6 separate regions of the Mus musculus genome follow, and all the other regions are linked to region 1. The links are chromatin loops, found by intact Hi-C in ENCODE. Cell type or tissue: heart. All regions are shown on one strand. Region 1 holds the start of Sem1 (SEM1, 26S proteasome complex subunit). Region 2 overlaps Dync1i1 (dynein cytoplasmic 1 intermediate chain 1). Region 3 holds the start of Sdhaf3 (succinate dehydrogenase complex assembly factor 3). Region 4 holds the start of Slc25a13 (solute carrier family 25 (mitochondrial carrier, adenine nucleotide translocator), member 13). Region 5 overlaps Gm20619 (predicted gene 20619). Region 6 overlaps Gm20619 (predicted gene 20619).

Region 1 (5,000 bases):
CTGAAGAAGAGCTATTCAATGAAACAATGAGGTCTCCACGCAAACATTAACTTATGGTTTCTCTTCAAAATAAAATTTATCTTTCTTTAAGATCACTAAATTGAAATTCCATCTAGCAGGTTCTTATCTGGGAGGAGCTGTAGCAACAACATTCCCGAAAGACAAACTATGAAAACAATTTAATGACTTGCCTGTGACAAGCTCCACAGTGTACAGTCTACACACAGCCCAGAGAGTGGCCAGCCCCACTTTGGCACACTCTCAAGTAACAAGACTCTTGCAGTAAGACATCCTATAAATGGCACAGATAACTCCAGATTGGTCTAACAAGAAAATGATTCATTTACTCTATTAGTGAGTTTGCCAATTTTTCGTAAAAAGCAATCATAAGAAAAAGTGAGTTTTCCGAAGGGAAAGCACTTGAAAGTAAATCTGGGTATAAAAAAACTTAAAAGACAACTCAAATACTGAAGGATTCAAATTCTAAGAGGTGTTTCTAACATCTTCCCAAATAATGCAAATGCCAAGACTGGTGGTCCATGAACCACATGTCAACAGCAACAGAGAATCTGTATCAGAACAACACCAAAAAATAGGAAAGAACATGTTTACTCTAAAACAAAAAAGGTCTTCTGGGTTTTTTTTCTTTTTCAGATTTTATTTCTTTCATTTAGTTTTTAATCAAAGATTTTAATTTGTAAATATTCACTAATTTTACCCAGTGAATTAATCTTTATATACAGCAAAAATCTTCCTAATATGAATTAAGGCTATGTATCTGTTAACTAAGGAAGAAACACACATGCATAACAAATCATTTAAAATGTTACTTCTCATTCTAAATATAAAGATTCCCCAAGGAACTAGACTCTATACACTCTAACCAAGACAACAAATTTGGAAGATCATTAAATGACACCGTCCTTACACTAAATCTTTTGTGCGTTCTTTTGTCTTTAGACTCTTTGCTTTTCCTTAACATCGATGAGATGTTTAAACATAATACAACTGTCAACACACTCAACAGACTACTGCTCAAAATACAGGCTCTAAAGGACAGACAGTACACTAAAGTTGACAAAAGGTGCTGAAAAACATCTAGTACATCATCAAGCTGACAGTTACCTCTAAATTCTTTCCTAGGTTCTCAGCTATCTAGTTATTTTAAATAGAGACTTGCACTAAAGGTGAGGGTTAAAGTCTGGGTGGGTGCACTGGTCAGAAAGACCTTTTAGATTCTGAGTTAGAGACTTAATGGCAAGAATTTATCTTTATTTTTTAACACGTGAACTCTATTGCTTCAAGATTAGATGCTTGACTCTACAATGCAAAGCAAGTGTCTTAACCGTGCAGCTTGTATGTAATAAGGGATAAGGACCATCTGAAACAAGTAGTTGGAATAAGAAATCTAACCTGCCCTCACTTAGCCAATTCTACCACAAAGCTCTGTTACAGGATTATTAATGAACCTGAAAACAAAACATCAGACTGAACAAATAAATTTATTACCAAAACAAAAGGTAAACTATCCCATCATATATTATAGACTCCTAACTCAGAGGAAATATATCTTCTGAATTGGTTTATGAGGTTGCATAATATACACACTAATGTTCTCTTTCACTAAAACTAAAACACTACATTATACTTAGACTAAACGTTCCTGTGATGTGATTTTATGCGCATTGAGATCATGGTGGGGTAACTAAGTACAATTTTTGTCAAGTGATAATTGCTTGATGCCACGTATGTGCACATGACTAACCACAATTCTCTTCCTATGGTCTTCATGGAGACACAGTCTAACTCACTTTTTAGAAACAAGGTAAAATATTTGGGAAATCTACTCAAAACAATTAGCCAATAAAGTAATCAATTTGAAAAACTAATATGGCAAAAAGAGGCCTAGCAAACAGAAGATAACTGCTGAAGTTAAGGACTTTGGTGTAAATTAAGGCGTCTCAGTTTCACCATTTCCGGACAGTGTTGACACTGGGCCTGTTTCTCCATTGTTCCAAACTTCTGTTTCCTTACGTGAATAATAGTAAGTACATTAATACCTACTTCCTATATTTGTGGAAATGGATTGTGCCAATAGAAGCGAAGCACTCACGTTCCCAAGATCATAGCAGGCTCTTCCAACATTAGCTATGTTATTACCTACAATGAGAAAACTAAAGCATCCCTAGCATTGAAGTTAGTTTCGAAGGCAGATGGTTAAGACTTTTATAAAGCTTGGGTTAATTCACGTGACCGTAAATGGAGAGAAGCAGAAATTGAGGCAAAATCTGTAATGAATACAACACACACGAACGACTCTATCATCCCACTTCTCGGGGCTCATTCGCGCTATCCGAGAGGTACACAGCACTGGCTGCCCTGGGCAACAGTGGGACTCTGAAGTTTACTACCAAGGGGAGGCTTGGAAACCGAAGCAAAACAAGAGACTGTGCAGATGCGGAGAGTCCCGGGTTGAAGTTAAAGGGCCACAAGCTCGCAGCACCGTGGGCCCAGCTTCACCTGGTTCCTCCCAGCGACGAGGCGCAAAACACTGGGCCGCGCCATGAAGCGACGGCTACCGGGACGCGGAGGCCGAGGCCGGGGCCCCCGGAGGCCGCGCCCGGATCCGCGCTGCTGGGCCCAGCTCATTCCCGCAGAGAGCAGGCCCGGCGCCGCCCCACCGGAGGCCCCAGGCCCAGCGCGCGGCCTGGCGGTTACCTTCCGCGGGAAACTCCTCGAACTCGTCGTCCTCTTCCAAGAGACCCAAGTCGACCGGCTGCTTCTTTTCGGACATCGCGCCGCGCCAAGACCCAAGCTGCTCGGACCGGCCGCAAAGTCGGAAGCCTCAGTACTCCGGAGGCGCCGATCCTGACAACGCCGGCGCAACCATAGAGACGAGAGGGAAAGAGCTGCGGGGCAGCGCGAGGAATGCTGGGACAGCGAAGGTCCTCCCAGAGCGTCCTGCGGTTGTAGTAGGTCCTCCCGTCTTGAAACAGTGAACTGTTTTGTTTTATAGTGTGTTCGTTCGTTTTATTATTCATATAGTTGCCTACGTGTGAAAGATTTACAGTGTATTAAATTACTAAAGGCCATTATTTAGCTTACAATCACTAACAGAAATCTGGAAAGATAAAGTAACATAAGTTAAGAGCTTATTACATTATTCCACTACTCAAACCTAGCCTTGAGCATGCTGTTAAATATCTCCACATCACAGGGAACCCGGGACCAAAGGCAGCCAGAGGCACTCATATGCTAGACAATTCTGACTGTCCTCCAACCTTTCCTTTGTGCTGTGCTCCTTGACCTTACAATTGTGTTCCGTAGGGTTTCTGTTCTAACTAGTTGACAGGTTGATGTAAAAAATAAACAAGTAAAAAAAAAAAAAAATGATGTAACGTTGTACTGTTGTTCAAAAGATATGATTTGGTTTTGCTTTCTTTGTTTTAATTGTGACCCATGGAAAAGAACAAGACAATGAAAGATAGGAGAAAAGTTAGTGTCTAACCACACAGTAACACGTATTTGCCAGGCTAATAAATCTGTGTTCTATTGCATCTAAAGGGCTCTTATATGAGGTACTTAATTTCTCTTTAGTATAATTTATTTATTTTCAGCACCACACTTAAGGCTATACATATAACACACATAGTTACAGGTGCAAGAATAACTCTATTTGATATATAAAAATTGAAGAAGGTCTATAAGCCCTACTACTGAGGAAGTTGGGGCAGAAGGCATCCTTGGATACAATGAGTGTAAAATCAGGCTGGACAACTTAGTGAAACTGTGTCCCTAAATTAAAAGTAAACAGAGGGCTAGAAATATATCCCCAATGGCTCACTACCCCGTGCCAGAGAATTTTTAAAAAAACATGGGAAAAATGTTTGAACAATTTATGGATATAAATATGAATATTGTATGTTTTTTTAAAAAGATATATCAGAAAGTAGAAAGTGGAACATATTTTGTAAAAAATACTTTATTTTATACAAACACTCTTTCCTAATTCCATTTCCATTGCTATGATAAAATACCCCGGCAAAAAAGCAGCTCAGGGGAGAAAAGCTCATTTGGCTTATAATTCTAAGTTGTACTCCATCACTGCAGGAATGTCAAGGAAGAAACTTGAAGCCGCTCTCACATCCACAGTCAAGAGCAGAGAATAAATGTGTGCTTGCTATTTGGGTGCATCGCTGTCTCTAAGCTTACACAGTCCAGGATCCCTTGCCTAGGGAATGGCTAGCCCATAGTGGGCAGGCCTTTCCATTCCAATTAATGTAATCAAGACAGTGAGTGATAGATATGACCATAGAATAACCCAATAGTGGTTACCTCTCATTGAGACATTCTTCCCAGATGATTTCATGTGCCAAATTAACAATTAAAACTAATCATTACACTATGATTAGTTTCCTGGTCAAATATTTATTCTTTCTAGATCTTTAAGATTAACTCACCCTGAAGTAAAACCGGAATGTCTTAAGAAATAGGGACTCTTCCCTAGTCAAGTGCACTCTGGATACTTGAAGCTAGCTCTACTGGGATTTTATTCCTATTATGGCAACAAGACAACATGAGATCCCTATAAAGTGTTTTATATTGGGGGGAGGGGGGTTACATCATAAATTAAAAAAAAAAACTTTTATTAACAGTAAGTATGTCATACAATGTATTTTGATCATTTGGTCAATTCCAAGTCCTTTTCCTGACTCCTCAAAGAACGATTCTACCTCACTCCCCAATTTTGTGTCGTCCTTTTCATTTTAACAACTCCTCACCTTCAGTTTGCACTGTCTGAATCCGCCTGGATGTAGGGCCATCCATTGTTGATTATGTAGAAGCGAAACCTTCAAAGAAAACTGACTCTCTTTGCCCCAGGAACCATTAGCTGCCCATAGTTTCTCAGTTTGAAGTGCTTCCCCTTCCAGCTGATGCCTACCCGACGGACTGGTTCTTGTGCAGGCAAACAGCTATTTTGAGATCAATAAGTACAGCAG
Region 2 (5,000 bases), 570 kb before region 1:
CGTTGTCCAGTGAAATTTGACTGCTTTGCAGAACGCTTTCCACAGCAATATCCTTTGGAGCAATATTTAGTTAACTGAATGACCTCGGGTATTTTCCTAGAGTGAATGTTTTAAATCATGATGCTTCTATGGCTTTGATATACAGAGAGGATATTGTGAAATTCCTCCTCAAAAGCATTGACAGTGTTTGTTCCCATACTGTCTTTTGAAAACCTGTGGTATTCTAAAATCAATAGCCATACTATAACAAATTTGTGGGCCCTGAAGTTTCTGTTGCACAAACTCCAAAGCAATGTTCTTGAGATTGAAGAATATCAAGGTTCTTTTGGAAAATGTTAATATTTCATGATATTAGTATTTACCATACATTTTTAAAAAACATTAAGCATTTGAGGAAGATCTTTAATAATGTGATACTTGGAGACAAAATAAAATAGAATGATAAAAATTGTGTATTGAACAAAGTGTAATTGTTACTCAAAATAGTACGGGTGTTCAAGTGACATTTGCCTGCACTGGTATTTTATGCCTCTATGGGACATGGCATCTATCGGTCTGTAGATAGAAGCCCAGAGCATACAGTAATGAGTTCTGTAAGTTTTCCAACCTATCAACTTATCAAGGTTAAACAGAGCCCTTGAAATGTAACACCTCTCCCTGTTCCCAAGCACACGCCTACTATGGACAAGTGTTGCTTTCAGGGTGACCTTTGTGATAGAAGGTTCAGCCTTGGGGGTGGGGAGGTGCTGATGAGGAGGTTTCAGAAAGACAAACGAGAAAGAGCATTTCTATCAATCTGGTGAAAAGGAAAAAAACTGAGAAGAAGAGCAGTTATTTCCAGATGTTTCAAAAGTGGTGTCTCCAGGATATAGTATAATTTTTACCGAATTTATCAGTAAAGAAAATTTCAAAGGGAAAAAAAGGAAGACTATCATAGAATGAGCAGGATAGTTTTTAAAGGGATTAGTATGTCTTGTGTTGACAGCTCCTTGGAGAAGGGTTGTTTGAAGCTGGATGGGGTTTTAATTGATCAAAACAATAATGGCATGTGTGTTGTGTGTTTGTTGTATGATTGCATGTGTGCCCATATCCTCAGCTCTGTGCGCTTAGATGAACTATTGACTGAGTGAGAAAGAATACAAAGAATCACCTCTTTAAATCACACGTCTTTAGCTGTTAATGACTAAAAGAAATATGTTGCATTCTCTATTAGTGGCCAGTTAGGTATAAAATCAAGAGTCTGTGGTGACATTCTTTTTTAAACAAAGAGTCAGATTGTAATATACACGATGGTCAGTGAGAAACACCAGCTATTTCGTACTTTCTTTTGGATAAATAAGGCAAAATGATACAATCATGCTATCAGGTAATAATTTGATACTTGGATTGTCTAAAAAAGTATGAATTATCTAATATAAACAATGAGAAGAAGGCATAAGCAGTAGCTGATAAACAAATAATTTTGGTTTCTAGTCATATGACAGAAATGAGATTTAAAACATGTTTATCTAGAAATTACAGAATAATAATATTACATCACTATAAAACAAATGTTTAGTTTGTTCCTTCTTGGTGTTTCAATGGTGGGTATTTTTTTCAAATTATATTTCCTCAGAAATACTTTTGAAGTTAAAAATATGACGCATCTATCTCTTTAAAAAACATCACACACAAACTCACACACACTCAAACACAAATACACACACACACACACACACTAGTTTATCTACAATCTGTGCTGCCCTAATCTATCTAAACTTTGTTTGCATCAAACCAGTTACTTTTACGCGTCAAGGAAATGCAAATAATGGAAGTTACAGTCACTCCCCTAACACGTCGGTGCATTCGGTTTCAGTTTAAGAACTGTGGGTTTGCACTGATTCTCGCCGCTCTAATCTCAGCCCATGTACTGTGGGCATCTCGCATTCACAAGCAGCACACATTGGCAGTTCTCGCTGATAACTTGGAGCGGATTCCCTACAGATGAGTTCTTTGAATATCCAAGGCAGAAAGGATTTGATTGTTACATTGTATGTTATCTTTTCTTGATCTTAAGGCCCTGGCCTGTGTAGACATTCCACAGAGCCTGAGAAGAGAGTGCAGACAGCTGACTGGAGGAAGAAGACAAAAATTCCCATTGTTTAGATTTCTGTCAGAGGATATAAGAATAGTTAATTTCTTTTATCTCTAGGGCTTTCATTATCATTTAAATTTCATTTTACATTAATTGATCAGGGATTAGTAAAGCCATTATGCAGAAATTAGAATAAGACAAGCCAGATGGAATGAATAATTCATAAAGTCCAATTACGTTTTATTTCTGGTGTACTTTCAAACTTGCCTCTGACTTCTGTGCTATTTTGATGTGACAATATTCGCTGGAAATCAAGTGTGCCATTTTAATTTATTATATCCCTCTGGAGTGGAGGCATTTGTATGCAGTGGAAAAATGCTCTGTGTTTCCCCTCAGAACATCAACTGTAGGGGTCTTGGAAATCCTTGGTGATTTAGAAAGGAAGTCATATTTTCTGTGTAAGTTCAGAGGTTCTAGAATGAGCCACATTGCTCCACTTGGTTCTGGCGAACTAACCCCATACAGGGAGGCTAAGGTCTTGAGTGGAGAGATTTCCACTTTTCTGTAAGAGCGCAAACCCGCATTTAAAGGTATTTGTCTCCTTCCCTCGCCGCACAAAAAGAGTTAAAATATGAATTTGGCCTGCAGTTGGACTGGAAGAAGCCATCGTTGCTGCAGCGACAAGGGAGGTCCACGAGGTGGCAGACGTTGCCTTCGGTGCAGAGCCAGGGTCGCCAGGGACCGCCCGGGCTTCGGAGCATGCCAGCAGGTCCAAGCCCCTCAGCCCACTGCTGGGTTCAGGCTCCCGCGACCTGCATGCACAGCTTGGCCTGGCAAGAATTCCGAGCTAATGGCAGTCGCGTCCACCTGTCTGGAATGTCGCTTACAACTGTGTCTGAAACCGCCTCGCTCCGCGGGTCCCGGCCCCGGCCCATTCAAAGTACACCCCACCCCCGGGGATTTATTTATGCCACTGGACAGTTGTAGTCACATTAAAGCTCCGGTTCACCTTCTCGAGGACTTTCATCTCGGGAAGTTTTATGACACTTGGTGAATGTGCAAAGTTTTTAATTAGGCTCTCTAGACAGCCCGAGGCGGCGGCAGCGCCACTAAGTCTTCACGGTCTCTCTGCTTTACAGCACAACAAGCCGCTCTACTCCTTTGAAGACAATGCAGACTATGTGTACGATGTCATGTGGTCCCCCGTGCATCCCGCGCTCTTTGCCTGCGTGGACGGGATGGGGCGCTTGGACCTCTGGAACCTCAACAGTGACACCGAGGTGAGCGACAGGCGCCCGGGCCCAGGGATGGGAAAGGGGGACCCGGGTCACTCTGCAGTCTGGTCCTTCGTGGGGGGGGGGGGAGCCTTTTGTGGACAGACCCTACAATTGCCTCTGGGTACAGTCCATTGCCCCCACTCTCAACCCCCAATTCTTGACTTCCCAGAAGGGAACCAACAGATGCATTGGCCAAAACTCCATGTCACTTCATCCCTAAACTGTACCAGATCTTAGACAGTTAACGACTCTGCCCCACACACATCTTTTCCCCCAACAGCACAAAGTGTGTTCACACTTTTCCCTAAGGGGAAGGACACATCGTGTTGAAATAACTTTATTGGCAGAGACTTGGAAAAGTAAGCTTTTGTGGGTGCTGTTTTTAGACTGGATTATTGAAATGAGGTTACTCTGTCAACGCTGGCTATTTGTACAATTTCTGTTTCGACTCCATTGAAGATGGTTCTCTACACTGCTTTCTGTTTAGTTCTACCATCCATTTGATTTATTGCTATGGAAATATTCCTTGTCTACAATATTGAACTCAAAGGCCATAGTGTCTAAGTTTATACATGTATGCAAAACTCAATTCGTCTTTAAAATGGGATTTTAACGTGTCACATTTAAAGTCATTCACAAGATAAAATAGGCATCTATTTAAAAAAAAAACAGTTGATAACAAAATGAATATTTTTGAGGATGTCATCTGCTTTGTTCCTCTTCTTTCAATCCCTCAAAAGTATCGAGGGCCTAACTCAGGGCCTTGGGAATGATGTTGTTGCCAGGGACCGTGTTACATGACTATTTTATGTCCTAAAATGGCCTCTGCATCATTTCTTGGTTTTTGGTTCCGGTACAAATACCCAGGTAAAGATTCCATGGGACAAGGTATATATATATGTCAAGTAAAGCAGGCCTTTTGAAGTTCTTGGCGCAGGAAGCCATTCAGCCTTTGTAATTAAGGATCCTAAGGCTGGAGGACATGAAGGAGAAGCACAGAAGGCTAGGACTTTTTGTGGGAGGGGACAGGGGAATTTCCTTTGGGTGGTGTTGTGTCTGGGTACCTATAAGTGCACAGTTACCTGTGACTATCACCAGACAAATGTGTTTCTATCGCGGCCATTTTTCCTTTTACCTCCAAGAACTATGGGAAAAGAAAGTTACGTAATGAACTATGTTTGAAAATGATCAGAAGGCACGAGTGAGATGCCCATCACTGAGATGTTTATAGCATCACTGCATTTAAGAGTAAGATGCTATTACCTTACCTTGTAATGCTTTCCCAAAGTCTTTCATCACTGTTGATTAAAATCATATTGCTTCTATTTGCTAGAAGAAACTCACTCAAAGCAAATTAAAAAAAAAAAAAACAAAAACAAAAACCTCTTTCCAGATTGACTCGGGAGTGTGCTATATCAGAAAGCAGGCCTGGCTGGGATGCTTCCATGACACCCGGCTCCAAAGTGTACAAAGGGATGTAGTGGCCCACAACCTACTTAATAACTTCCACCTCTCGATCTCTCTCCTCTCTCCATAAAAGGAAAGCTATATCTTGACACTGGCTTTTCTTTCTATAGGTATCAAAGAGAGAAACTCAGGGAAGTTTTGTGCTTAACATTTAAAAACTCATGGTTGGTCATACATACAGT
Region 3 (5,000 bases), 380 kb after region 1:
GCCATTAATGTGATTTGTCATGATACCAAATTAAATTTATTAAGATAGTATTTTAGGCAAGTAATTTCCTTAAAGTTAAAGGAAAAACTCTATTCAAGGGCATAAATACTGGAGTGCTTCTTATTTTGTGCTGTACAGTAGTGAGACCTCGAAATGAGCAAAAAACATTGTAGGCTATTGTCTTTTTTGATTTCATAATTGTTACACAGACAGAAATCCTATGTTTGTGAGACAACTGCACACATTCTTGCCCTCTTGTGTTTTACCAACATGCAAATCCTGATGTGCTCAACACCACTAATAAACGCTCTGCACCAATGCAACAGTAATGTGGTTATTACATGTCTAGAGCACAGCCAGACCGGTGGGAAACACTCCCTCCTCCTGAAAAACGCCTTCCCCTAAGTATTCTTGTCAGAAGCTAGAATCAGTAACTAAGCAAAGTACGGCCTGCTGAGTATTATGAAGACAAAAAAGAAAAAACAACAAAAGCAGGAGCACCATGGGAGGTTTGGCTTGGTTATGTTAGTTTCAAACAAGGCTGTTGGGAAAGGTCACACGACAGTGAGCCGACACACTGGTTCTGGCAAGTGATGCCTCCTACCAGCCCCCGGAAGTGCTCCAAACAAGGTTTCCGGTTGGAAGTGAAGGAGTTCAAAGATGGAGGCCAGTGTGAGTGGAACTGACTTACTAGGGAGTGAATAAATAGAACATTTAAATTCTAGAGGTAGAGAGACTTTGAGTTGTTCAATAACAGAGTGCTACTGAGGATTTGTTAAGCAGAGGAACGATGTTATCTAATTACAGCCTGGGTAGATCATAACTGAAGTTCAACATGGCCAGAGGCAAGAACACAGATACGGTAGCTATCCAGTAGAAAGAGATAATTATGGTACAGGGTGTGATGGAAATAATGTTTGATTCCTGCATGATTTTGGTGGTGGAGCTATTAGGATTTGCTGAAGGATTAAAATTTAATTGGAACGAAAGAATAAGGACAAGAAGCTATCAGCTTTTGAAATAGTTACTTTTTTTTTCCCCACCTCTACACAAGTTTGGACTTGTGAACATCTAGATTTCTTGTTTTTGTAAGACCCCCGATGCTGGGCCTCTGCAAGTCCCCAGGTGAGCTGGCCAACACCCCAACGTCCTGAGAGAAAACCATACCTGATGCAAACTGCAAGAGGTTTTATTATCAGCTAGCTGAGGATGAAGTCCCTTTGCTGGTGCAGGGCAGGGGAGTTCGACCCGGTGACAGTAGGGAGCTTTTAACAGCTAGCTGAGGAGTTAGGAGGAGTTGGGAGGAGACTTGGGAGGAGTTGGGAGGAGAGTTGGGAGGACTTGGGAAGAGTTCTTCTCTTCCGGGTGTCCTTGGTGAAATTTACAAGGCAGGAGTGGGGAGTGAGTTCTTTCTGAATTTTTATCTCTGTGTCCTTGGCACAGGAAGGCAGGCATCTCTGGTTGTACAGTATAGAAACAAAAAGGCTTTTTGCTGGCTATAGAGAACAAAGAGCTTCTTTCTAGCTGTATTTTTTAAAGATCAGGGAAAACAAGCTTGGGAAACATCCAGGGGCTTTATCTTCCAGGGAGAAACGCTCTAAGTCAGGGTCTCACATTTTCATCTCACATTGTTTAATAAAAATTCTCAGAATCTTGGTCTTGGAAAAAAAATACACATAAAATAACTCCCAAGATTCTTTCATAGTGCACTTGACCTAGACCAACAAAGTCTGCCCTTCAGGGCTCACTTGTGATAACTACCTGGAAGAAGCTATGCCTACTGCATAAACTCCAAGTACAGCACTGCAAAGGACGAGGGCTGTTGCGAGGGACCGGCGAATGCCACACTATTTCAGAAGCCATAACACTTTGGATTAACCACGCAAGGCTTTCTGGAGAAGACTTCAGTTCGATGAAGTCTTTCTCAAATATTTAATAAGAAGAAACTAGCAAATGGAGAAGATGAGTTAACTCTGAAGGTAACAAGTCGCTCACACAAGACTTTTTGTCTTACACAGCAGCACCTCTCTAGGAAACTCAAGAAATTACAACTACTCCTCAACAGCCGCGCCTTTGGCAGAGCGTTTCTGTCCGCCCGCCCCAAATCCGGGTTTCCGGAAGGACAAGATTCTATGACGGACCAAACCGGATGAAGGTCGCGCGCTCTCTTCCGCCCGCTTTGGGGTTCACCCATAGGCGACTTCCTAGCGGGGGCGGAGCTACGCCCACCTTCTGCGCAGGCGCGGCGCGATGCCGGGGAAGCATGTCTCGAGAGTCCGGGCTTTATATAGGCGAATCTTGCTGCTACATCGGGCTCTGCCCCCGGACCTCAAAGCCCTGGGTGACCAGTACGTGAAGGACGAATTTAGGAGACATAAGACTGTTGGTCCTGGCGAGGCCCAGCGATTCTTGAAGGAATGGGAGGCAAGTGACGCCCCCTCCCCGCCCCCTCGTCCCGGACCTTGGGTTTTCAGTTCAGACCCCACCTTCCTAGCTGCTTCCCAGGGTCCGTGCACGGCCAAACAGGGCGTCTGGAATAGACAGACTAAAGTGGTCAAACAGCACTTCTTTCAAGCTCCGTCGCGAATCCCCCAGCTTCCCGCACAGGCTCTGTGCTTGAGCAGTTTCCCCCGCATTCAGAAGAACTTTCTGAGAGTGCTGAGGGTGCCAGGTGCTGGAGAGAGAAGGGTGGCGTGTCTCAGACGTTACTGCACTCCTGACTGTTTAGTGCTCCAAAAGTTCGTCGGCGTTTGTCCTTTGCGTTGCCTTTAGGCTGTTTAGGTGACAGCCGTGTAATTAACATGATGTCATTACTTAGCTGCCAGAATTAGATCATTTCGATCATTTGTTAATTTGTAATTGTAGGGCCTTAGTAAGCTTTCCACTTGACAGATAAATTATATAACCTAGAAAAGACCTAAGGATTGCAATTTGTTAAAGGGGTAATGCTGGCGGGGGCACGCGTTTGGATTCAGTGTTTGACTTTTCTCTTTTCTTTCTTATTATTTATTTTAGGTACATATTTATTTATTTGTGTGTATACGGGTGTGTGTGTGTGTGTGTGTGTGTGCTGGAGGTCAGAGGCTAACCCAAGGGAATGGTCTCTCCTTCCACCACATGGCTCCTGGGGATCAAACCGCGGGCTGCACAGCTTGGCAGCAGACACCTTTCTCAGTGAGCCATCTCCACGACCCTAATACCTTTTTTTTTTTTTTTTTTCTCTTAAGAATGAAGGGGGAGAAAGAGTATTGCATGATGCTGAAGAGTCTTGCAGGATCTCCTCCCATCTTGAAAATATCAGGAGGTGAAAGGAGTTGGGCATTTCTAGAGTGCATCTAGGTATTTTAAAGAAACTGCTCTGGTAAAGTAAAAAAGATTTTTCATGCTGATAGTGGCTGAAGTGATATTTACCTTTAAAACAACATAAAGATTAGGCTAGGGAAAAGCATTTTCATTGAATTCTATAATTCTTGATTGTAGAATTATTGAAGAGAGAACTTTATAATAATGAAATGTATAACTTTCTTAAAAGTCTTGGTTTATTAGATATAATTTGGTTGCCAGGAGCTGGGGAGGTTTAATATTTTTAAATGCAAAACACTTTCTTTAAATATGTAGTTGGTATTGAAATCAGAAAACTAGATTTAAATTCAGACCTCAGCATTTACTAAACATTACATCAGTTAATTTTTCTAGTCTTTCGGTCTGTAAAATAACGGTATTTACAACAGGCATCTCAATGTTAGTGTATTTATTACTTTATTTTATTCAGTTTGTTTGAGTCAGTGTTTTCCTGTGTTCTTGGCTGTCCTGGAACTCAATCTGTGGACCAGGCTGGCCTGCAACTCAGAGATCTGCAATGGATAATGCTAGTATATTTAAAAAGTACTATTTATATTGTTAATCATATCAAAGCTATAATAAGTGTTTGTAAAGTCATGTCTATTAAGTAAGTTTGAAGCCAGACAGGAAGACTTTATCTGTGCTGAGAAGAAAGACTTCTAGTTTGAAAGTCCTAAAGTCTAAGGACTAGAAAGTTTAAGGAAAATGTAGGAAAGGATAGAACTTAGAATAAGTTTATAAAAAGCTGAAGGAAAGGATACGAGAAAACTGGGAAATGTGTTGATGATCACAGGAGGCTTAGTGACAGCAATATCACTTTTTTAAAAAATATTTTAAAATAGCTTTAGACTTACAGTAGAGTTGCAAAGACAATTTAGAGTTCACATACATTCAATACTCTGCTTCCCCCTTTGTTAATATATAACCAGAACATTTATCAAAATGTAGAAAGTTACCATTGCTCGGGAACTTTTCATTACAGGACTTACTTCACACCATGCTGCTGCTTTCAAGACTATCCCGTCTCGGTTTCAGGATCAGAGCTGGATCCCACTCTGCACTTGGCTTTTTTTGTTTATTTGTTTGTTTGTTTTTCGAGACAGGGTTTCTCCGTATAGCCCTGGCTGTCCTGGAACTCACTTTATAGACCAGACTGGGCTCGAACTCAGAAATCCGCCTGCCTCTGCTTCCCGAGTGCTGGGATCATTCTTTTTTGCCCTCTTTGATGTCCTGGAGCTCAGTGACAGTTGTTCAGTCTTTCCTTGACGCTTTTTTGAGAAGTGCTCTTCTGTCACTTAGGACAGTGCATCGGTTTGGGTTTATTTGATCTTTACTGATGATTGGATTGATTACATTCTTGAAAGAATCTCATGAGGTGAAGTGTTGTCAACACATTATCAAGTCATAAGTGTGATGATAATTTGGTTAAGGTGATACCTGCTGGATGTCTTTAGTGTTAAGTCAAAGCTGTGTTTTAGGGAAAGGTTATCTCTCTGCACTTCATATGCTGACGGTTTGATCCCTAATGTGGTGTGCTGAGAGAGCAAATAGAAACTTTTAAGAGGTGGGCCCCAGTGTAAGGCCATCAGCTCATTAAGAGCATCACTGAGGGGGGAGATTGATGTCATTTTAGGAATCCTGGAAATTCCTGTTGGAGC
Region 4 (5,000 bases), 360 kb before region 1:
CCAAAGACGCTTCTGAGATAATCTCGACCATGCTAATTCAGATCATTATTTCATGAAGAAAAAAAAAAAGTAACTCTTTTACTGCTGGGCAGTGATTTGATGGGGAAAGCCAAAATAGAAAGATACAGAAGAAATAAATTATTACATTTGAGTCACTACAAAGACCCAGGAATTAGGATAAGATCAGTAAATTGCTCTGGCTACATCTTTCCAGTCTGTCTACTTAAACATTCCAGTGGTTTACTATAGCAAAATAGAACACATCGAATTCTCTCATATCTGTTGGGTTCCCAAGCTCACAGGCCAGTTTTGTGCTACTTCACTGGGGTGGGCTTTTCTTTCTCACAAGCTCCTCAAATCCTTTACAAGTATGTTATTTCTACCCCTAGCTGAGATTTTTCCAGTCTATCGCTCAGTGTTCAACTAACTGTCAACATGGCTTATTACACTCCAAGGAAAAAGTAAGACACACAGATTTTAAGTCAGCATTGGGCAGAACTAACTGGAAGCTGGAAGAAGCGATCAATAAAAATGATAGGCAAATGCAGCTCAATGGGACACATTCATTCTTGGACTAGGATGGACCCACAACACCTTCACCTGGGACCTTTTAACTGTACACTGAGTATACTGTCCTTGACCTATAATTAAAGACATTACAAAAAAATGGTCTTATGGAATCCACAGATGTGGATTTGTGTGTGGCTCTCAGTGGTTTTCGAATCCAGTTCAGATATATCATAAACAAGGACAAAGTTGAGCCTGGTATGGTCATATTTCTTTATCCCTGCCCTTGGGAAGAAGAGGCAATGGAATCTCCATGCCACCCTGATATACACAGCAAACTCCAGATCAGCCAAGGCTACTTAGTAAGACTCAGCCAAAAAAAGAAAAAGAAAAAAGACAAAAGACATAGAGAGTAACTGCCCAGATAACAGTTCAAAGTGAAGTCTCTCCAAGCAACTGGTCTATCTTTGTTTTGGCAGCTAGACAATGCTGTCACCTGTGCCAAGCACACGTTTGGTTTCTATTAATCTAAGTTCATCTTACTTTCTCGTTATTTGTTTGTTGTTGCTGTTGTTGTTGAAGACAGGGTTTTTTAGTTTAACAGCTCGTGTCTATCCTGGAATTCACTTTATAGAGCAAGCTGGCCCCTGCCTCCAATGCACTGGGATTAAACCTGTGTGCCACAATGCCCAGCTTCTCCTTACCTTCTCTTTATCCTGACTTTCTCATCCACTTACAGTTGGTTTTGTTATATCCTATTGGAAGGTATTCTATATCTATATATGTCAGCCATCCGAACTGAAGAGAGGTGACTGTCAGTGAATAAATAACAAAGAAGGCAGGTTTCAAAGGGTAAAGGTGACAGGAATGTTTCAGTTTCCTTGGCCTCCTGATTTGGATAAAAACCAACTCTCCCTGATAGGATGTGTCTCAATTACAAAAAATGCAACTAAAAAGTTGAGCCTGCTTCTTCACTTGTTACTTCGTATCTGCCCAGTCTTCTATTCTGTTTCTAGGCATATGTCTCAATTTAGTGCCCATCAATACTGCATCTCCAATTAAAGTAACGTAAATCAAGTGACAAAACTCCCACACAGGTATATAAATGATGAGTGGGTATTTACTCCAGAGAACTGATTTATACCAATCGTTATATCATGCAAAGTTAATGCAAAGAAAGGGGCTATTGGCTTGAAAGAACTAAAGTAGCTTCAGAAATAAATCAAAGTGCCCATCCACAGACTCATGCGCAAATACACCCAGTGCACACTCCTGAGGGTTACAGAGGAAGGAAGGCCACTTAAGGCACTGAGTCTAGGAACAAGAAAACTGAGGATTTGGGGAGCCTGGAGAGACTAGTCATAGAACACTATTTAAATATATTTGTCTGCTTACAATTTCCATTGCAAATGTGATTAGTTTGCCTGAATAAATCAGAATATGATGTGGTGGCCATGTTTTCCTCTTCAGGGTTATCACAGAGTTTTGATTAAGGACAAATGTTTGAAATGTTGGGTATATTTAAGTTCACTGCACTTAAAATGATCTAAGAAGTTGTATAGGCTTGATTAAAGGGCTGCCTTCGTGAACTTAAAATTAAAAGCAATAAATTCCAATGACTCGAGTGATTGGGACTGAATATGGTATTCTGCCAGAAAAGTTGAAATGCAGTCCAGAGAGGCTGAAATGGTGTGCAGGTTTGAAGAACCGGTGAAAGAGGAAAGGTCAACCTGTCAGAGCTGCCTTCTCCCTGGGTTCGTGAACGATTCACATTACACAGAATTCCTTTTAAGTAGAACTTCACAGGAGTGACATGCTCCCAGCACAATCTGTTTTGTCATTTTCAAAAAGAAGCCTCTCTGAGGCTCAGAGGCTGCCTTGTAAGTGTTGTCAGATGGAGAGAGAAAGGGGAAGGATGGAAGATGGGAGGTGGGGGTGGGGGTGGGGAAGGGTCCAGGGCTAGCTGCGCACAGACGCAGGCCAAGTCTCCCAGTTTCCAAAACGGAAGTCAAGGTGACTTCCCTACCAGCGGGAGGGCGGAACCCTTGAAATGTAATAGGATAGGCTTCAGGCCCAGTTGGGGCCCCTGGAAGGAGAAACTCAGGTCAACAACAGTCGGGTCAGAAGCAGGAGAACCCCAAAGTAGCAGAAGGGTTTGTGTGTCCCTGGGCTCTTCCCTGCCCCAGGCTACCTGGCCCCATTCGCGCGCTCCTCCTTGCTGGCCAGGGCTCGGTCCCGCGGGACACCGCTCCTGGCCAGACCAAGTGGGAGTGTCCGGCTGGCAAAGTTTCTGTAGCACGATCGGGCCGCGGTACCCACGCGGCCACAAGTGCAGTCCCCTGTGCCCCTTCCTCCCTCAGCTGCAAGGTGGAACCTCGCATCTACTACCCCGGCTGGACCCCTCTGGGCTCCAGATCGCCCCGGCCCGCCGTTCTTACCTTGGCGGCCGCCATGCTTCGGCCGGGGTACAGGCGGCTTTGAGACCTGCTCTCTGGTTGGATTGCACCGGGGACCCCGGCGACTCACTTCCCGTCCCGAGCAGAGGTGGGGGCGGTGATTCTGCCCGGCAGCGTGCGCGCCTGGCCTGCTTCCCCACGCCCTCCTGGCGCGGGTCATGCGGGTGCCGTCAGCCCATTGGCTGGGCCCGGCCAGGGCCTCCCGGGCGCGCGTGATCTAAAGGCCTCTGCCCTGTAGCCAGGGAGGGCCTCAGTATGGGAGCTACTGAGGGGCCAGGACACGTGACTCAGACTGTGCTGTCCAGCTTTAGTAGCCATTGTCGTGTATACCCCGGGGGCAAGGGAGAAATGCAAGCCACTGTCTCAAAAGACCGGGGACTTGGTGAGCTGAAGCTGCAGCTTGGGCTGAGGCCAAGGGCTGGCTAGGTCAGTGTCCATGAGAGAGCCAAGTAAGAGTGGTTACCACACAACACCTGGACGTTGACATACATACTCTCATAGATGCACACATTGGGTCAGGTTCTTGCCAGATTCACCTTGGTTTTTGCTTCAAGATGGACCCCACTTTAATGCCATCATGAAATCCCTGAAGTATTGACTAATAGAAGAAAAGATAACAAGCAGGTGACTAGCCTCCTTTGTGGCTCTAACTTGATAAACTCTTGAATATGGTATAGAACACACATTTGTAACAACTCTATTTTGCAACAACTATATGAGGACAAAAGAGGTCAAGGCCTCAAAGAGGTGACAAACTTAAAAAAAAAACAAAAAAACAAAAACAAAAAAAAACCCTACGAGCTATTGTTTGCTCTCAGGACACCATAAGAACAATGAAAACAGGAAAGGCTCTCAGAGATTACTCCTGAGGTAAGACTGTCAGTCCAATGCGTAGATAGCAAGAGATGCTCCAACCATGACGAATGAGAGGAGACAGGAGACCCAGAATTGCTGAGGAACCCAAGGGTTTAGTCAGAGAAGGCAACCTAAATTTAGGGACTGCTGGAGGAAGAGTATGGGCAACAGGAAAGACCTGAAGGTGCCTTCTAAGGCTGGAATCAGTATACTGTAAGTACTAATGTCGTTAGGGTTCCACTCAGTTGCCATAATGTATCCCAGATTCACAAGTTAGAAACTAAATCAGGAGTATGAAACACTCAAGTCCTATGGGCTCTGCCCTAAGGTCTGCATCAATGGCTTCATAAAAAGGGGCTTGTAACCCTTCCATTCTCAGCTCCAGAAAGGTGAGAGCTGGTGAACCAAGAGTTCCAGGCCACCCTTATCTATATAAGGAGACGTGTCAAAAAAGAAAGAGAAGAAACAAGCTCATAGAAGTAAGTCTACTCTCATTGTCCTCTGCCGTGCGAAGCTAGAGCTTTCCTCTCTCTGGAAGATACAGTACTCAGAGAAACATCTCGGAAACAGAGACAAGACCTTGACTTGTTGAAATTGTGATCCTAGAGTCCATAGCCAGGGTGACAACTACGAGGAATACGTTTTTAGCCTTACTCTCAGGCACTGTGTGGTAGCAACATGAACCAGGCTAACACTGGTATGATAACACTGGGCATGAGTCAGGACTAAACTATCAGAATATTCCAACAAGATGGGTTGGAGTGAGACAGGACTCTGTCTAGTGTATGAAAAGCCCAAGAAAGAAGCATTTGCCTTCCCGAGGGCTCGCGGTGCTCCTGTCTCAGGAGACAGTGAGCATCCCGTTTTTCTCTAACTCTGCTTCTGGAGTGTGAGTTCACTGCTGTCTGTAATCTCCCTGTCTCCCATTTAGAAAGTCATGGTGGCACCATCTGTAAGGCTATTCTAGAATTTGGATGGTTGGGAAAGCTCAAGGCTGCCTGGGATACATGATAAGATCTTGCCCACAAGAAACAAACATGAAAAAGCACTTTCAATGGCATTTAACAGTGAGAGACCACTCAGAGAATCCAAGCTCGCGCCCCCACCTCCAATCCTCAATCCCACTTCTGAGCTTTCTGTCATAAAAAGGAATATGATCAATAGGACCTACGAAGTAGACAT
Region 5 (5,000 bases), 290 kb before region 1:
CTTCCATTTTAAGTTTTCAATACACTTATGTAACATTTATTTTTAAATAGTGATAAGACACAGACAAATGTAGAAGAGAATTGATGTAGTCGTAAAATGGCTAACCCTGAAGCAATTATGCCACAGCCTAATTTTAATTTACCATTGGCCCAAGAAGAACTTGCTCTGCAGGGTGAAGTTAAGCTCTTCAGGAGCGTCTCTTTGATTTGGCTCAGCCAGCTAAGGAAGAGGTCCTGTTACCTTCTGAGGTAGGAGTTGATCTGCTGTGCTGCACAGCGCTGGCCTGTCATTCCTGGTGACAGCACTGAGAGGGGCCCTTTGATCTCCAGAAAGTTAAAGCCGCAGACAGGAGTCACTACAGATGAGAGAATTCCTATCCTCTGGGACAGCCGGTGTAGCCCATAAGGAAAACTAGTCCTGGCCCAGGCAGGAGCAGAACCCTCACCAAGCCATTCTCCACAGAATAAAAAGAATGGAGGACAAGGACAACTGTTTCTCATTTCTTAAAAAATCTGCTGTCACACAAACTTTATATGCCCCAGAACAGGGGAACGCCAGGGCCAAAAAAGGGGAGTGGGCAGGTAGGGGAGTGGGGGTGGGTGGGTATGGGGGACTTTTGGTATAGCATTGGAAATGTAAATGAGCTAAATACCTAATAAATAATGGAAAGAAAAAAAAATCTGCTGTCATTTCCTTAAGATTCCACATCCCTCCCCAAGCTAGAAACACAAACCACGGCCTTCCCATCCAGCTTGACTGTGTGATTCTTTTAATAAAGGAAGTTGGCACAGGCATTAATTGATAACCACCCACAAACTTTCAAATCACCCACCATTCTCTGCGGAAGAAATAGAAGAGATAAGAGATAGAACCCTCGGAGCTGCTTCGTGACTCTGAGGTGTTGGACCGCTGTGTTGTAGTCACATGTTTAATGAAAAGCTGAAGAGACCATGGCTCACTGGCAACAACCCATCAATGCAATGTTCTGTTGTTTATGATGGAGAAATGAGTTTGAATGGAAGCAGAACTGGTTGCTCTAGCACTATTGTGTGGGCTGTCCTAGCAATTGTTGCTCCCTGTCTCCACTCCACCTCTTACCCTCTGCCTGCACCAGAGCACAGCTTTACCCTGCATCCAGAGAGCATAAATTACAGCCACAGGTCTTGTGCTGCTGGGATAAGAGCCCACTTTCCCGAGCTACATGCTCAGCTTCTGGTAAATCTTTTTCCTGATTAGTATATTTCAACTACTAAGATAAGGCTAAGAAAGAGCCCATAAACCCAGTTTACCTAGAATGAAAAAAATATTGAGACGCAGGCTTACTGTGTAGTCATGGCTAGCCTAGAACCTGTGAGCTCCCAGCTGCGTTTTCCCAAAGGCTGAATTACAGGTGTGTACCACCATGCCCAGCCTCTAGGGCAGATTTTTCATTGTCTTTAAATTTATTTATTTTAAGTTGAATATACAAGGTATTGGACCCCCGTTACAGCATTTTCCTACAAAGTGCGTTTTAGTATATATTCTGTCTACTATGCAGCCTCCCAATGCCCTGCCTCTCTGTTCCCTCAGCCTCAAGTCTGAGACAGTCATGCACTGAGGTTAGCTAGACTTGAACTGCATAAGAGGATTAATGGTCCTAGAAACTGTTGCCAAACTTAGAATCCAAGGCTGCACTTGCTTCATCTGAGCATCAGGACACCCCAGGTAGTTAGCCTCTGTCACCCTTTATATCCTCTGTTAACAATGAATACATGTGGAGAGGATTTTTATTTTCCTCCAATATACACAGAGAGCTATTTTTTCTTCTTAAAATTATTTTCTTTTTTTCTCATGATATCTGTGGTCTACTCAATTTTAAAGACTAGACTATACATTTTATCCATCCATCCATCCATCCATCCATCCATCCATCCATCCATCCATTGGTAATAAGTGTTTATGTGTATATATGATCTGTATGTGTGTTTATAATGCATGTACCTGTACATGTGAGTGAGTGAGTGTGAGCGCATCTGGAAGTTCGAGGACAATATTTAGCATTGGTTCCCACCTTTCACGGTGTTTGTGGCACGCTCTCTTTTTTTGTTGTTTGCTGCTGTGCATGCCGGTCTAGTTGCCCTGTGAATTTCTGAGGAGTCTCCTGTCTCTGCTTCCCACCTCACCACAGGAGCACTAGCATTACGAATGTGCAGTGCCAAGCTGTTGACTTTGATGGGGGGGGGGGGGGGGGGACGACGGACGGACGGACAGCGACACATTTTTTTTTTTTTTTTTATCGATTTGGAAAGCACTAAAAGATTTTGGTATTAGAATCGTTCTTTGCCTTTTGCTGTTGTTGTTTGTTTGTTTGTTTTGACACGGTCTTGAGACATACCTCAGGCTGGCCCGTAACTCACAATACTTTGGCTTCGGTCTTGGTCTTCTATGGGCTGGAATAACAGGCATGCACAAGTACTCTTGCCTGGCTGGAATCGTTCTTGAATAGCAATTCTTAGGTTTCAAGGATTTGAGAAAAAAAAAAATCCAGTATGAAATTAATATATAGCCTGGTTCTTTTACGCAGCCTAACACCCTGCTTACCTTTGAGTGGAGAACAGAGAACCTGGGGGAGAAGAAATAGGAATCCAAAGGAAGTCGCTAAAGGATAGGAAAAAGGTTTCAGCCTAGACCCAGTTTTAGAAGCCCAACCAGTTACCGTGAGTTCGGTCTCACTTAGCCTCAGCAGCTTATACACAGGGCTTGGTGCCGAGCAAATGAGTAAAAGGGGTGAACGTGTAGGTGGGTGGCAAGGTGGGAAGGTGTTCAATAAACGCTGATGGGGGCAGCTTCAAAAAACTGACAGTGGACTCATTGATGACGGCGTTTGGGGTGTATGGGGAGTACTTCTTTTTATAAAAAGCAACCCTTGTAGCCTGCACTTCAGGAAACAGTGGCCAATGGCTGTCGTTTCTCACCAAGTGTTCTGTATTTGGAAAGGGTCGGTCCTCCAAGGCTTTCTTCCTGCTCCTTGGTCCAATGTCAGCCATCTTATCCTCACTGCCATGGTCTGGAATGTAGCCAGTGAGCTAAGGATTTGTCCAGTAGACGGCGCTGTTGTACTCTAGCCTTGCCCACCTGGTAAGAAGGTCCGTCCTCTCCGTGGTTCATCTTAGGTTTTCATAAGGACTTCAGATATTTGGGTAAGAGGTTGTTTTTTATTTTGTTTTTGTTTTATGTTTTTTGTTTTGTTTGTTTGTTTTTTTGCAATTGGGCTCACCTCTCATGTCTTTTCATAGCAGCATAGTAAAAAAAGAAAATACAACGCAACATTCACATTTTCCAGTTCTAGAATCCAAACAACCTTTGGATGGGATCCTGGCACCTCTGGCTGAATGAAGCAGCCAGTGTGTGGGGTGTGTGTGTGTGTGTGTGTGTGTGTATACACACGTGCTTGCTCGCGCACAATGATGGTCACGCATCTCCGACATGTAACTGCCATCCTGTTTTGGTTGAGGGCCCCCAGTCACACACTTGGTGGGAGGCTTGGGCCGCATAGGTTGGGTCTTTTCCTAGTGAGCACAGGAACACGCGCACCATTGTGGAGTAAGGTGTAGGAGGCAGGATGGCTCAGGCACAGCTGTTCCCAGATGCCCACTACCAAAGGGTCTACAGGACAGCACCGGTTTTGACCTCAGAGGGACGGAGGAAGATGCCACTCTGGCCTGGGGTCAGATTGTGTGTGGGGACAGGGAAAGGAATGTAGACTTTGGCAGAGCGAAGAGAGGAAACAAGGGCACCTAGCAAAGGCCACTGCCAGGCAGCAGTTTAGGAAGCTGCCGGATGACAGCTACCTGGGAGGTCTTTTTCATAAAACTTATGAAAGTAAAGTGCAACTGGAAACTACAGAAAATGCACAGACCGATGCGGGAAGAGCCTCATCTTCAGTTGAGAGTTGATTAGGGATGGAAATGTGCCAGTGTGAGTCTCGGATTTTCCCAGCTTCCAGTTCTGACCGATTATAGAATGTCATGCTACTACTGGGTCTTCTTCATTACTATAAAAACAGGACATTATCCCTGTCCCCCTTCCCTCACTGGGTTGCTGTGACAGTCACACACAACTGGGAAAGTTTGTCAGTTGCAAAGTTCCAAAAAGGGTGTGAAGCCCTGCACTTGCTAGTGACAGGGCTTCTCTCCTCAAAGCGCTTCCATGCCCCAGCGCAGAACTCAGAAATGTTACATACAGTACTCACTAAAACAAACAGACAGACAAATCAACAGTGAAACTAATGACACGTGCTTGTCATCACTGACAAACTTCTCAGCAGAGTGATATCAGGTTGCGGTGAATAACCACAGCTCACATTCCCTGTCTTCTCCTCTTTCTATACATAGTGTAATGCCCTTCCCTCAGAAACGGCAATGTTAAGCTCTTCCATTGCTGTTGCTTTTGAGTTGACTCATACAATCAGATCCAACCCAGAAAGAAAGAAAGAAAGAAAGAAAGAAAGAAAGAAAGAAAGAAAGAAAGAACAAAACAAACAAACAAACAAACAAACAAACCCCGACTGGTTTGTGACCTCAGGAGTTTGAGGAAGCAAGCCTCCTCTAGGATATAATTACACCACAGATAGAACAAGATAAAAACGAAGTGTTTGTATAATCCAGAGTGATGGTATGGGATGTTGTGGTGCATGTCAGACTGATTTCTATACAAATGAGAGAGAAAGGAGTTTAAAAAAAATTAGCTGTAATATGAGACAAGACTTTGAGGAGTGAAGGGAAAAATCCCTTCTCTGACAGAAATATCCTAAGAACAGAGCAAGAAAACAGAAAACAAGTGGCCCTCCAAGTCCTTCAGAACCCAACCAGCTACCTTTAAGTTCATCTGGAAACAAATACACACAAACACACAACTAAAGTCAACCTAGGAATCTTGCTTTGCTAATACTTTTTCTGTGTCCACCCTACTACGAGGAATACAGAGTTAGAGAAGGGGGCTGCTGAAGCAAAGGAAAGTGC
Region 6 (5,000 bases), 280 kb before region 1:
GCTCTGTGCTTTGTAGCATTCTAGGCTCTGGTTGACTCCACTCCACTGCTGCTGTTGTTCTTTCTTAGTGATGATCTCACAGTACTGGCTTCTCCAATTCTCTGTAGTCTTCCACTGCAACCAGGCTTCAGCAATAAGGCTCTTATAGGCTTCTTTCATGGGCCGAGCTTCAACTCCTTTGCAGGATCCCTTCAGTCCTGGACCATCAACTACAACTGAGGCCATACCTTTACCAATGGCCTTCCATGCATCTCACAGTGCCAAGCCTAAACTGCTTTTCCATGACCCCTTCATGCCTTCAAAACCAGTATCACTTGGGTGATTCTTACATATTACCAAGTCCTGTTGAAGCACAAGGTAAAGCCTGGGCAATCTCTGGAACACAACTTCTTTGTGTTCTCGGAAAACATGTCCCAGAAAATTTCACCTTGGTGAAATCACCTTCTTAATCACTGCTAATTTCTTAGCTCCAGCTAACCAGCATCAATGGCACTAGTAGTCCCTCCTATTCTTGCATCTTTACAGCTAGAGCTATGTGGCAGAAGCTGCTGAGTCCTGCTGCTTGCTGAGACTGGAGCATGGGCTTCTTGTTCTATTACATTATCTCCAGCTTTCTGTTTCCCAACTCATTTACTGCCTAAGCTTGACTGTTCTGGAACTTGCTGTACAGATTGACCCGGAACTCAGAGATCCACATGGCTCAGTTTTCTGAATGCTGGGATTAAAGGTATGTACCACCATGCCTGGATCTAAGCTTTTCTCTACTTGGAACTTGCTCTGTCACCCTAGGTTCTGCTGGCCTAGAAGTTTTGGTTCCAGAGCAGGGAGTGTTCCTGCCAGGAGTATTGAACTGGAAGCTCAGACTTCTTCCTGGTGATTTTGGACTTCTAATGCCTTTAAACCAACAGGCTAAGAAAGGAATACCAGTGTTAGAAGGGGTGATAGATCCAGATCATTATGGGGAAATTGGATTGCCTCTCCACAGTTGAAGTAAGAAGAATTCTATCTGGAGTGGGAGATCTTAGTACAGCCATTTCTTGTGGTTAAAGTACTACCATGTCATGTGATTAAAGTCAATAGGAAACTACAAGAGCCTAATCCAAGTATATTCAAATCATCCCAGTGGGTAAGGTGCTTGCCTTACAAGCTCATAACTGAGTTTGATCCTCAGAATGCACATAAAAAGTGCTGGGTCCAGTGCTGTGTTCTTATAATCCCACAGTTGAGGAGGCAGAAACAGGGGAGTCTCTCCAGCTCACTGGCCTGTTACTGCAGCCTGCCCTAAGAACTCCAGGCCAATGAGAGGGCATCTCAATGGAGGTGGGTGGCTTTCCTGGGGATGACAACTAACAATTAACTCTGACTTCCCCATGTATACCATCACACCACAAACATGCACACACATTAAAAAAAAAAAAGTCAGGAAAGAACATGCAAATGGAAAGTGCTTAATGAAGAGAGGCCGACTGAAGGTGAAAGGCCTCTGAAAGTGGTAGAAGGCCTCCATTATGACGTGAGGATAGTAGACAGATACACTAGCTCTGATTGGGTGCTAAACCCAAGAATTATAATTTAAGGACTGTGTGATCTTTTGAGCATCTCAGAGCTGTATGGAATCTTAAATACTGAATTGTTCTATGGGTAAAAGTGGCCTGCCTTTGCCACATGGTCAGTGTCTTTTTTTTTTTTTGTAACTTTTAAATTTTTATTTAATCAATTTATTTTACTTTTCACCTATGAATGTTTTACCTTTTGGATCCTCTACAACTGAGGTTACAGATGGTTGTGAGCCACCATATGGGGTTGGTGATAAAACCTGGGTCTTCTAAAGGAGTAGCAAGTGCTCTTAACCACTGAGCCATCTTTCCATTCCATGTGGTCAGCATCTTTATGATAAAAAGTTAAATCATGTTCCTAATGACATAATGAAGTGATGAAAAGTTTAGAGTTACTGGGTAGATTTTAATTGACCTTAAAATACATACAAAAGGAAGCTTTTTGTCTAATGGTGGGTCATCAAGCAGGATGAGGTCACAGTGAAGCCAAGATTTGTGGTCATGCCCACGTTGGGCTTCAGAGCTCATTCACATGAAGATCTGGGCATATCTCTCACCGCTCTGAACTCCCGCTTCCTTAGCTCTAAGATGATGTCTATACAGAACCTCTCTACTTTCCTAGATCCTTACAAGAACTGAATTAAACGAGAGGGCTTATCTAAGTCCACGCTTTGTTCTTCTTCAACAGCAGGAATGTCTTGAGTCTTTGGCCCTTCATCCTCCAGTCTCTAACACACATCCAGCAGGCATCTGACAGATTATGTTACATTGCATGTTAGGCACAAGGCCCTGAGTTGGATCCCCAGCACTGCATAAATCGATGGAGTGTCACATGCCTATAACGACAGCACTTTGGGGACAGAGGCATGAGCAGCAGAGGTTCAAGGTCATCTTTGGTTGCCCAGCAAACCTGAGGCCAGACTAGACTACATAAGACACTGTCTCAATTTAAAAAAAAAAAAAAAGGTTAGATTGTGTTGCTCTTTAAGCAAGCCACTCTCTGTTGCTTGAACCTCTTTAATGAGTGTGAGCTAGACCGTCCCAGAGGGCACTTCCTCCTTAGGCCCATCATACCGGATCAAGCTGCCCTTCTCTGATGAAGTACAGCATTGTCTTCCTCAGCTGCAGCCACTGAACCAATGATTCCATTATATCATGTGGCTTTCCTTTGGCCCCCATTCATTAATATCCATGCAATGTCATTTGTCCTATGAAGGGATTTGCCATTCAGTATTGCAAGGTCTGTTCTGTGTTAGTTAACAACTACCCACAGTGGGCAGCTTAGCACACTGCTCAGCAGGAAATCACATTGCAAATGATTTGTTTTATTTTAGTCCTGTCATCCCGGGTAGCTCTGCATTGCTTTATCTGAGCTTGCGAAACAGCCCTGAATGTGAGCAGTCAGAATCAAGTCATGTTCTCACCCTTCAATGCGCTTGGCACGTTTTCTTTCCGGACACATCCAGTGGATACTGTGCAGACCTTCTCCAGCTAATCTCAGGAAGGCTGAAGTTTTTAGACGGCTACCCTTCATATTTAGGGGTAAGTGGCAAGTGCAGGAAATGCTTCCTTCTGTTTGGGTTGTGTTTTCTTAGCGTGGGGAGGAATTATAACGTAATGGGATTGATTAATGACCCCGACAGGAGACACAGCCCTGGAGCTGGAAGTGAGTGAGCAGAGTGCCTAGTTTGCTTTTCAACCTCCCAAGATCTTTAGCAGCTATACAGCGCTTACCTCCCCAACTTACTTTGCGGAGTAGATTCTGTAGTTTTAAAATGTGCTTTGCATGGAAGGCCCAGTGCTCTCTGTAGAAGTCTCTGGGGATGGTTACCTCCAAAATAAAATGATAACGGTGCCTCATCTCGCGGAGAACATTTGAATTTGCTTGGAGTCACTTTTAAAAGTGTTATCACTTCATCTGCTGATATATTAGATATAGTTGTTAATAGAATTTTACTAATTAATAGATAGCCTCAATGCAAAAAGATAAGACATTGACTGCTCTTTAGGAAAAAAAAATGTTGTAAGCTGTAGCAAACTACTCTCATGGAGATTTCTTTGTGGTAGTAGAGATAGCAACCCATGAGGAATTAAATGAAAAGATAAACTGTGTGTGATTGCTTCACCAGCCACAGTGTGGGGTGAAATCTGGCTGTTTAAAGCTATGGGAAGTGACAAGGGGCCTGCTTTGGGTTGGGCAGCCAGGTGAGGTTACTCTGAAGACCATTAGAACAGAAGCTTGATGGGAGAGAGGAAGAATGTGAATGGGTAAACCTGGAAAAGGCAGTTCAGACAGATGGACAATGGAGTGTGGGATTGCGGTAGAGAATGTGATCTCTGTAGTTTAGCTGAAAATCCCAGTTCTGTGCCTTGATTAGTTTTCATTGTCAATGTGACCTGGGAAGAAGGAACTGCAACTGAGATCCTGATCACATTAGCATGTTGGCCTGACTGTGAGGCATTTTCTTTATCTCTGATGTAAGAGACCCCAGCCCACTGTTGGGGGTGCCATTCCCTATACAGGAGGACCTGAGCTGTGTAAAGCCCTGGTGAAGCATCAGCCTGTGACTGAGCTAGAGAGTGAGTAAATAGCATTCCTCCATGCTTTTTGCTTCAGTTCCACTTGAATTTCTGTCCCAACGTCCCTTCAATGGCTTGTAACCTGGAAGTGTAACCAAAATAAGACATTTTCTCCCTTAAGTTGCCTTTGGTCAGAATGTTTTATCATAGTAACAAAAAAGCAAACCAGAACACTCTGGGGCTTCCCTTTCTGCAGGAAACAGTAAAGACAGTGGAATTTACTGAGACGTTTCTGTGCACTGAGCATGTGCAAGATCTTGGGTTCAGTTCTCAACACAACAGACATGACAAAAGTGAAGCAAACAGGAAAAGCCAGCACCTACCTCCTGTGTGTCAGTTAACACGTGGAGCCTTTCTACACTTATTTTTGTGTTGAATTCTCTCATCAGCTCTGCAGCACTCACATGATCCTTAAATCCACCCTACCGGCAAAGAATGAGACGTGGAGGGTTCAGGGTGGCGCCAGGATTCAACCACTCAAGCTTGAGTCAAGAGCCAGTTGTATTAATACCACATAAAACTTGGGATGCACAGTGCCAGCTGTGGGGACGATGGGGTTTTCTGTACTTGGAAGTTTTTCCCTCCCCTGCCAGTGACCTTCTCTCTTCCAACTCTCCTTTGGGACATTTGGAGGTGGTTTGGAATGGCAGTTAGCCATGGTCTGCCACCTCTTGTTCTGGAGTCTTTCCTACAAACATCACTCCTAGCTCCCAAGCCTTGGCAAACACCCACCTTGGTTTAGGTAAGGTGACACACTAGGCTCATTAGAAATGCCAATGGACTCACATTCGGTAAAAGCAGTGGCAGCTGATAAGTCAGACTTTGCATGGGAACAGCTGTGTGACCTAGGCCAAGTAGTGGAAT

What was found. Peaks named below come from ENCODE experiments on the same cell type or tissue, not always from the same donor. Only the 100,000 strongest peaks of a DNase experiment are listed, where the experiment ranks them.
Region 2: a loop joins it to region 1, with 3 times the contacts of the local background. A loop is called at or near these places in 6 of 42 quality-filtered maps.
Region 3: a loop joins it to region 1, with 6 times the contacts of the local background. A loop is called at or near these places in 12 of 42 quality-filtered maps.
Region 4: it touches region 1 in a loop (2.7-fold over the local background); 2 of 42 quality-filtered maps call a loop at or near these places.
Region 5: a loop joins it to region 1, with 2.0 times the contacts of the local background. A loop is called at or near these places in 3 of 42 quality-filtered maps.
Region 6: it touches region 1 in a loop (1.8-fold over the local background); 3 of 42 quality-filtered maps call a loop at or near these places.

The regions. Positions count from the first base shown.
Region 1 is chr6:6,575,761-6,580,760 of GRCm38, forward strand. It overlaps Sem1 (SEM1, 26S proteasome complex subunit), which reads right to left and starts at 2,898. Exons shown (of 3, transcript NM_009169.2): 1 at 2,719-2,898. The coding sequence starts at 2,794. In heart, no CTCF peak of the experiment used is centred here; a DNase peak (open chromatin) is centred at 2,881; H3K4me3 peaks cover 2,513 bases; H3K27ac peaks cover 1,508 bases.
Region 2 is chr6:6,003,057-6,008,056 of GRCm38, forward strand. It overlaps Dync1i1 (dynein cytoplasmic 1 intermediate chain 1), which reads left to right. Exons shown (of 17, transcript NM_010063.4): 15 at 3,214-3,354. Among named protein-coding and RNA genes, the nearest start is that of 1700019G24Rik, 28 kb to the left of the region's middle. In heart, a CTCF peak has its summit at 2,756 (motif pointing right); a DNase peak (open chromatin) is centred at 2,855; H3K4me3 peaks cover 1,466 bases; H3K27ac peaks cover 1,417 bases.
Region 3 is chr6:6,953,777-6,958,776 of GRCm38, forward strand. It overlaps Sdhaf3 (succinate dehydrogenase complex assembly factor 3), which reads left to right and starts at 2,242. Exons shown (of 2, transcript NM_001077713.1): 1 at 2,242-2,424. The coding sequence starts at 2,251. In heart, a CTCF peak has its summit at 2,031; a DNase peak (open chromatin) is centred at 2,185; H3K4me3 peaks cover 1,654 bases; H3K27ac peaks cover 1,215 bases; H3K27me3 peaks cover 416 bases.
Region 4 is chr6:6,214,051-6,219,050 of GRCm38, forward strand. Slc25a13 (solute carrier family 25 (mitochondrial carrier, adenine nucleotide translocator), member 13) reads right to left here and starts at 3,123. Exons shown (of 18, transcript NM_001177572.1): 1 at 2,946-3,123. The coding sequence starts at 2,960. In heart, no CTCF peak of the experiment used is centred here; a DNase peak (open chromatin) is centred at 3,121; H3K4me3 peaks cover 1,737 bases; H3K27ac peaks cover 1,420 bases.
Region 5 is chr6:6,286,936-6,291,935 of GRCm38, forward strand. All of the region lies in intron 1 of Gm20619 (predicted gene 20619), which reads left to right. Among named protein-coding and RNA genes, the nearest start is that of Gm34749, 34 kb to the right of the region's middle. In heart, a CTCF peak has its summit at 3,085 (motif pointing right); a DNase peak (open chromatin) is centred at 3,076.
Region 6 is chr6:6,296,436-6,301,435 of GRCm38, forward strand. All of the region lies in intron 1 of Gm20619 (predicted gene 20619), which reads left to right. Among named protein-coding and RNA genes, the nearest start is that of Gm34749, 24 kb to the right of the region's middle. In heart, no CTCF peak of the experiment used is centred here; DNase peaks (open chromatin) are centred at 2,966 and 4,756; H3K27ac peaks cover 1,342 bases.